Linked DNA regions of Mus musculus: all the other regions are linked to region 1. The links are chromatin loops, found by intact Hi-C in ENCODE. Cell type or tissue: gastrocnemius. All regions are shown on one strand.

The links. Hi-C counts contacts between places; a loop is a spot of excess contacts. Peaks named below come from ENCODE experiments on the same cell type or tissue, not always from the same donor. Only the 100,000 strongest peaks of a DNase experiment are listed, where the experiment ranks them.
Region 2: it touches region 1 in a loop (2.4-fold over the local background); 3 of 42 quality-filtered maps call a loop at or near these places.
Region 3: a loop joins it to region 1, with 2.1 times the contacts of the local background. A loop is called at or near these places in 2 of 42 quality-filtered maps.

What each region holds. Positions count from the first base shown.
Region 1 is chr2:143,917,738-143,920,237 of GRCm38, reverse strand. The region is part of intron 1 of Dstn (destrin); the gene reads right to left. Among named protein-coding and RNA genes, the nearest start is that of Dstn, 3.7 kb to the right of the region's middle. In gastrocnemius, a CTCF peak has its summit at 941 (motif pointing left); a DNase peak (open chromatin) is centred at 958; H3K4me3 peaks cover 558 bases; H3K27ac peaks cover 662 bases.
Region 2 is chr2:143,979,545-143,982,044 of GRCm38, reverse strand. All of the region lies in intron 2 of Rrbp1 (ribosome binding protein 1), which reads left to right. Among named protein-coding and RNA genes, the nearest start is that of Rrbp1, 30 kb to the left of the region's middle. In gastrocnemius, a CTCF peak has its summit at 1,056 (motif pointing right); a DNase peak (open chromatin) is centred at 1,056.
Region 3 is chr2:143,966,356-143,968,855 of GRCm38, reverse strand. Rrbp1 (ribosome binding protein 1) reads left to right here. Exons shown (of 24, transcript NM_024281.2): 6 at 221-339; 7 at 1,263-1,416. Among named protein-coding and RNA genes, the nearest start is that of Gm33804, 28 kb to the right of the region's middle. In gastrocnemius, no CTCF peak of the experiment used is centred here; no DNase peak of the experiment used is centred here; H3K27ac peaks cover 1,556 bases.

The DNA of each region.
Region 1 (2,500 bases):
TACCAGCTGGGGATCAAGTGTTCAAACACATGAGCTCACGAGGGGCGATCTCTTATTCAAGCCACCAAAAGGTTATAGATACAACACCAAGTCAGACATACCAGCAGAACAGAGAATGCATATAAGAGTCTGTGTGTTTATACCAAGAGACACACAAACAGGGACAAGACAAAGAATACATAATAATGTTAAATCAACTATGGTGAAAAGTTTAAACAGATAAACCAACTGAAGAAATGTTAAAATGTCCAGTAACAGAGGGGCGAATAAACATGTACAGCTTTACAGTAAAATAATAAATATTCGTTCAATCCAGCACCCTGGGCTGCTAAAGTGGCTCAGAGTAAAGGCATATGCCCACCAAGTCTGAGGACCCGAGTTTGTTGCTCAGGACCCACATGGTAGAAGGAGAGAACCAACTCCACCCAGTTGATCTCTGACTGCTACAAGTAGATCTCTGCAAGCTTGGGTAGGAACACAGTGAAGTAATGTAAGCCGGGTGGTGGTGGTGGTGGATTTCTGAGTTTGAGGCTAGCTTAGTCTACAGAGTGAGTTCCAGGACAGCCAGGGCTATGCAGACACACACTGTCTCAAGCCCCCCTTCCTCACCCCAAAATTAAGTAAATATAATAAAAATCAACACCCTCCCCAAAAGAACACAAGATTTTTGACAAGCTGAAAGGGGCTAAGCAAGTACAGCATATATATGATATATATGATATGTATGTATATATAGAGATACACACACACATATATATAATATAAAATGTAACACATTATTGCAGCATGAATTAAGAATGCATGCATGTACAATCAAAGCATGGACCGTGAAGGGGCTGAAGAGACGGCCCAGTCAGCAGTTAAGAGTACTTACTGCTCTTTGCAGAGAGCCTGAGGTCAATTCCACACAGGAATTCACAACCATCCAGTTCAAAGGGATCTGATGCCCTCTTCTGACCTCCACAGGCACCACACACATGGCACACAGACATACAGGTAGGTAAAGCATCCACACACATAAAGAAATTACAAAAAAAAAAAAAAAAAAAAAAAAAGCGTAACAGTACCAAAGAATGAAATCTATCACCTTTAGGTGACATCAGAGAACTGGACCTGAACCCTCTGGAAAGCACTGGTGGCTGAGAAATCCACCCCCATTCTGTGTTCTGGGAAAGAGATCACAGGAAGAGGCAGGCACATACCTATAGGTCTGAGGCTAGTCTGGGTTAGCAGTGAGACCATTTCAATTACAAAAACAAGAACGAAAGAGGACAGGAAAGGCCCACTGTACTTTTTCATGTCCTCCCTCAGGACTCCCTGGGTTATCTGCCAAGGTTCCCATTCTTTTTCTTAGAGAAGTTTCTCCATATGAAACTTCTTTGAATTTGCAACATCCTGAATGAAATCGTTTCCTTTAATGAGCCAATTCTGTAAGATCTCTGATGCAAGAGTGGGACCCTCTTAAGGGAAGGAAAAGACTAACCAGGTAGATGATGTATACTTAGCTACGGTGATAACACCCAAAACTGTCATTGTTTTTTTTGTTTGTTTGTTTTTGTTTTTGATAAAAGGGATCATTATCCGATATACTTTACTACTTAACACTTCAAAATTACTAATTTTAAAGATGAAAAGTGATTTGCAGGCAGTATTGATCCCTTCAGGCAGAGGTTCTCAGCCTTCCTAATCCTTCCTTTAACACATTTCCTCAGGTTATGACATTCCACCACCATAACATTATTTTGGCTGCTACTTCAAAACTGTAATTTTGCTACTGTTACAAACTGCAAAGTAACTAACTATCTGATATGCAAACTACCACCCCTCAAAAGGGTTTTACCACCCAAAAGCAGACTCAAGAATGGCTGCTCTACAATCTCCTTTTTCATGGTAAACCGGCTACAAACAACGTGGTGGCCCATGCCTTTAATCCCAGCATTTGGGAGGCAGAGGCAGGTAGGGCTGAGTTTGAAGGCAGTGTGGTCTACAGAGCAAGTTCCAAGATGGCCAGGGCTACACAGAGAAACCCTGTTTCAAAAAAACAAAGTATGTCCAACCTATTTAGCTGAATTGTTAAAAGTATTTTTTTCCTAATTACCAAGTAGTAGAGTACACTTGTAATGCAGTCCAGGTCAGTTAGCTCAGTTTGTTGGAGCAGAGTCCCATCTATGTTAAGTGAAAGGTTAGATTATGGCATATTCCTTAACTCTAGCTCAAGGCAAAACGACATCCCAACTTTCCAGAGGGCCATAAAACTATGCTGCAAATGCATTCCTTGGTTAAAGAAAAGACGAGCCAAATCTACCTGCGATGTGCCAAGCTGTACCCAGTAGAACTGAGCAAATACGCCTAGGAATTTTATAGCGGGCTGGTAATCTTTGCACATTATGAGGAAGCTGACACACCCAGTACACACACAGAAATGTTGTTTGCCATGTGCAAACAGAAGATACACTTCCCTCCTGTGGAAAGGGGCTTTTATAGACATTTATTGTGATTA
Region 2 (2,500 bases), 62 kb before region 1:
TCTACAATGAGGCAGCTGTTAATCGGAGTGAGGCCTGTTTCTTGCTCAGAGGAAGAGGAGTTGAGACCCAGGTCTGATGAGGACTCTACCACAGAGCCCGTAACCTCTTTATTTAGTGAGACAGGGGCTCTGGTACTTTTATCATACTCTGTGGATAGCTTTTTGAAGAAAACCCTCTCCTTCCCCAGCTGGTAGGCTGGTATCATTCTGGGGCCAGGTGACCATGATGTCATGGCCAAGAGATTCCCACCACCCTCCAAAATGTAGAAAACAGAAAGAAGTAGGTTTTTTGTGAGTCTCTCATGGTCTATATGGGAGAACAGACCCACTGGGAGATAGGATTGTGGGTACTTTTTTTGTATCTTTCATTTACCCTTTTACATTTCTCTAGTTTTTCTATTTGTATTAGTATTAAAAAAAAAAACTGGAAAAGAAACAGAACTCCACTATGGAGCTCCAGTCTGTGTTCCTGGAGCCTGTCTGGCGGCGGAAACCTTGTTAGTCCTTTCGGGGAGTTAGAAGTTCTCAGGCCTCCCACAAGATGCCAGTGCCCACCCAGGCCCTGGCACCTGTTACCTGGTAAGTGCTTGTAAGCTGAGGTAAGATGAATGTCAAAGATGCTTCTGTGCCCTGAAGCTAGGGGTGACCTGTGGATGGATGCTGGTGGAGGTATCTGAGCTCCTGTGTGTGGCATTGCAGGACACCATTCTACTTACAGAGCGGGCAGATGTGTAGTAGGAAATGCAGTGTAAAAAGAGCTGTAACTTGACAGGGGCATGAGACAGAAGAGATAAAGAAGGGTTATCAGAGCTTCCAGGAAAACCTATTCAGGGTGTACAGAGCAGATCAGAGCTCTTTCTTTAAAACCATTGGCTGGGCTGCAGTTGCTCCCTTCCTCTTTCACCTTTCGCCTGTTCACCCGTCCTGGCAGCCATGCTGTGTAGCCAGGCTCTCTGTCCAGGTGCTTGGTGTTGCATTTCTTGCATTTATGCTGCTCACAGCCCAGTTCTACCTGCTTTACACAGCCAGAGCTTAGACTTGGCAGAAGTCATGTGGCCAGCAGATGGCAGTACAGGGCCGCCACGGCAGTCCTCCTCAGACCCCTTCCCATCCTCCAGACAGTTAACTCTTCACCCTTTTTTTCAGGCTGAAGCCACCAGGTGTGTACTCAAAACAAGCCTTGGTAACCTTTGTTCTTTGACGCTAACTGTGTGTCAGGGTTTGAATCTCTGAACAAAACCCTAGGTGCTTTGAGCACCTTTGTGTAAGAGTTCTTCAAAACCCAAGCCCCCATTTTCTTGCCCTCTTCCCACTTCTTCTCTGTCCCTCTGTCCCTTTCTACCTCCAAACAGAATGTAAATAGATCCCCCAGGGAAGCAAGTTCACTGTGAGCTGCTAGCTGGCATTCTTCTGGAAATCTCCATTTAGTGACTGCTGGCTGTGGCAGTGCTGGGTCTTCAGTTACTGTCCAGGCTTCTGTGGTCAAGCCCATGATAAAGCCATGGTCTTTCTCTGTGGGCTCTAACGAAAATCTTGACTGCTGCTGAAACTGTCTCGTTGGTCTTCAGCCCCTCTGCCTGAAAGCCCAAGCAGGGAGCTTGCTTTCCATAGTTGTCTTAATAACTGTTGTGATGTGTGCATTTTTTTCAGGTATAAAATTGTTTCTGTTGAAGTTTGGAGAAAAGAAAAATAAGTATAAAGAGGAAAATAGTCATTTAGTCTGTAGGGTACCATTTAATACACATATATTCCCAGTTTGGTTATAGAGTATTCTTTCCTCCATCCAAGGGGAAAGCCGTAATAAACTCTCCACAGCTTCTGTGCTTGCTGCCAGGGCACTGGAAACCCCACATGTGTCTGTGACCATTTAGGGCTCAGATGTAGCTGTTCGTCATTGGCTTGCATGCTCTGGGAAGGGCCACCTGATCTGGGAGTGAAGGCTCTACTTACCATGCTGCCCAGAGCCTGTCTTGGCTGTGGATGGAAGAGGGCAGGGTGTGTTCTAGTTCCTTTGAGAGCCTTGTACTTTCCTATAGATTTCTTGGTCACAGTTTATAAATGTCTGGTTGGGGAGAGGCTGTGGTGATGTTAGACAGTCCTTACCTTTGTTATTCCCAGGATCTTTGGTTGTAAATGTAGATGATCACATGGAACTGGGCTCCCAAGAGGCTTAGAGGCCTGGGTCCTGACTGTTCTAGAGCACAGCTCAGTTTGGCTGAGGTGGTTAAGGACAGGTCATGGAATCTGCTTAAGGTTGGGCTATGACTTCTTTCCTGTGGAGATGCTGTGCTTGGAACTCAGCACTGTCCCTGTCATTCGCTGTGAAGGTCCAGAGGAATGGTATTTGCGTTTGAGGGAAAGACCTTCAGAATGGGTTTTGGACAGTCCCTAAGACCATGAATGTCCTTGCCGTGAGTCCTCGTCAGTCCCCACCTGTGCTTCTGTCAGGACCCACTGTGAGGTGTCTTTGGTTATCATCTGGGATTCTCACACTTAGTCG
Region 3 (2,500 bases), 49 kb before region 1:
TGTGTTATGTATGAGAGTGAAGGAGGCCCACACTTGTCCCTGAGACCCTGGCACTGGAGTGGCAGTGTGTGGGCCCCTTGCTTTATGAGCATTCCTGACTTCCCTTGGAGCAGATACAGCCTCCAGAGTGTTCACTCTGAGCTGTGACCTTGCTGATGGAGGTCCACAGTCAGTTCTCTGTGTGGCTGATGCACTGATGCTCCTGTCGGCAACTTTTCAGATCCGGACTCTTCAGGAACAGCTGGAGAATGGCCCTAACACCCAGCTGGCCCGCCTACAGCAGGAGAACTCCATCTTGAGGGATGCCTTGAACCAGGCTACCAGCCAGGTGGAAAGCAAGTAAGTAAGCCAGTGTCTCATGTAAAGACTGTGGAGGCACGTTCCCTAGGGCTTAGAGCTTGAGTAGACTTAGTGAGTCTTCTTTAGGCTACAGCAGGTAAAATCTAGTGCCTTTCTGGATATAGGGCTGGGTGGCAGTCATATGCAGGGCTGCCTGTGAGTTCCTGCTCTCCTCACATCCAGCTTCTATGTGGGTTCTGAGCAGTTGAGTCTTTAGCAGGTGTCTAAGAGCCCCCATGTCTTGATGCCTTAGAAAGAGCTGATATATGCTAGCCTGCAGCTGGCGATTGTGGGGGAGGGACAGGGGGAAATATCAGGTGCCTCTCTGTCCTTGGCTTGTGCTGGCATCTTACTTCCCGGGCTTAGTGACACTTTGATGTTCATTCTTATTGCACCCTCTATGTGGGGTACAGGGCAGAGGATTAAAGCAGATTTGTTGAGGGTGAGAGTGTAGGTGTTACAAGGACCTGCTGGGGTCTCAGTCCTCCCTGGGAGGATATGGGATTGAAGAACCCTGGCATTCTCTGTCATGTGGAGTTTACTGATGCTTGTTTTCTGGAGAAAGCTCTGGAGCTTGAGGAAATGTTACCCAGTTGTCAGCTGCTGCCTCCCCTCAATTTAGAAACTGCCTGGTGGGGGTGGGGAATACTGCAGGGAGTGAGCAGAGGTGACATGCACGGGTCTTGCCTTTGTGTTTCCGGTGGTGTCTGGGAGGGGCCTTTTGCTCTCTATGATCCACATACTGTATTGGCAACCCATTTTCAATAAAACACCAAAAGCCACATGGTTGACATGCAAAAATCACTTTACTAATGGCCCTAAGACTTGGACACTAAAATAAGAAAGGGCAGATATGCCAGAAGGAGGGAGCAGTTGCCAAGCTTGCTCACTGTTCTCAACTGGGGCTGGGGACTGTCTTGCAGGCAGAACACAGAACTGGCAAAGCTCCGACAGGAGCTCAGCAAGGTCAACAAGGAGCTAGTGGAGAAGTCAGAGGCCTCCCGGCAGGAGGAGCAACAACGGAAGGCGCTGGAAGCCAAGGCAGCCACCTTTGAGAAGCAGGTCCTACAGTTGCAGGTGAGTAGCAGTGGTAGTCACTCCAGTGCCTGTTCACTGCCCGCCAGACCTGACTGCAGAGCAGGAACAGTGCCCGGTCACAGAGTTGTCCCTTCCCAGTCACAGCAGACAGCTGGGGATGGAGTCGGTGTCTGGGGCTTGAACCTTGCTTGACCTTCGCTTGTTAAGAAGAGTAATAGCATACGAAGGATGATATGTGCTAAGTATCGCTGTAAGTGCTCAGTATCAGTATAGGTCTAATTGTCCATGTAACCCACCATGTGAGGCAGGACTATTGGCATCTGCCATTTACTCACAAGGAAGTGTGTGTGTCACAGAGAGCGAAACAACTACTCAACATTTCCCTGGCCAGCATGTGACAGAGTCAGCATCTGGGTCTCAGAGTTTGGCTCCTGTGCTGCATTTGTTCTACACTGGCTCCCAGTGTGCTGCTGCAGCCCTGCAGTGGCTAACTGCCTGCAGATCCTGCAGCCCTGCAGTGGCCAGCAGGCTAACTAACTCCCTGCAGATCCTGTGGCTTCTCAAGGGGTTGCCCAGTCTCCTTCCGAAAGAGGGAGATGTCCTCATAGCATGCCGGGTAACACTCACGGGGCTTCAGTCAGCCTGTGAGCCAATGGCTTCTGTTCCTAATAGCTTGTGCCAAGCCAGATCAGCCTAGGCTGAGGCAGTGCTGCTTCTCTGTTCCTGGGCATGATGGTGGCACCTGTTCTGCAGTATGACTTGGAGGATGAGCTGTGCAAGACTGCAGCTTACTCTGTAGAAAGGAAGGGGCTCTTTTCATTCGCTCCTTCACCGGCAGCTCCTTCACCGAGTCAGTCAGCTCCTCAGGGACCAGGGCAGTCAAGGCCTACTGGGTTGGGTCCCAGAGCATAGGCATCAGGAGGTGGCTCTAACCCTGACCCTAGAGTCACCTCCCAGGCTTGACAGAAAAGAAGTGTAAAATATACTTTGAGGTTCTTGATGGCTCCTGTCCTGGCTTCTTGTCCCAGGATGGACTGAAGTTTAAAGTTCCAGCAGTGTTTATAGATATCCCTACCCAGTTGGCATAGCATAGAACCAGCCTTGGGAATCCTTTGATGTAATC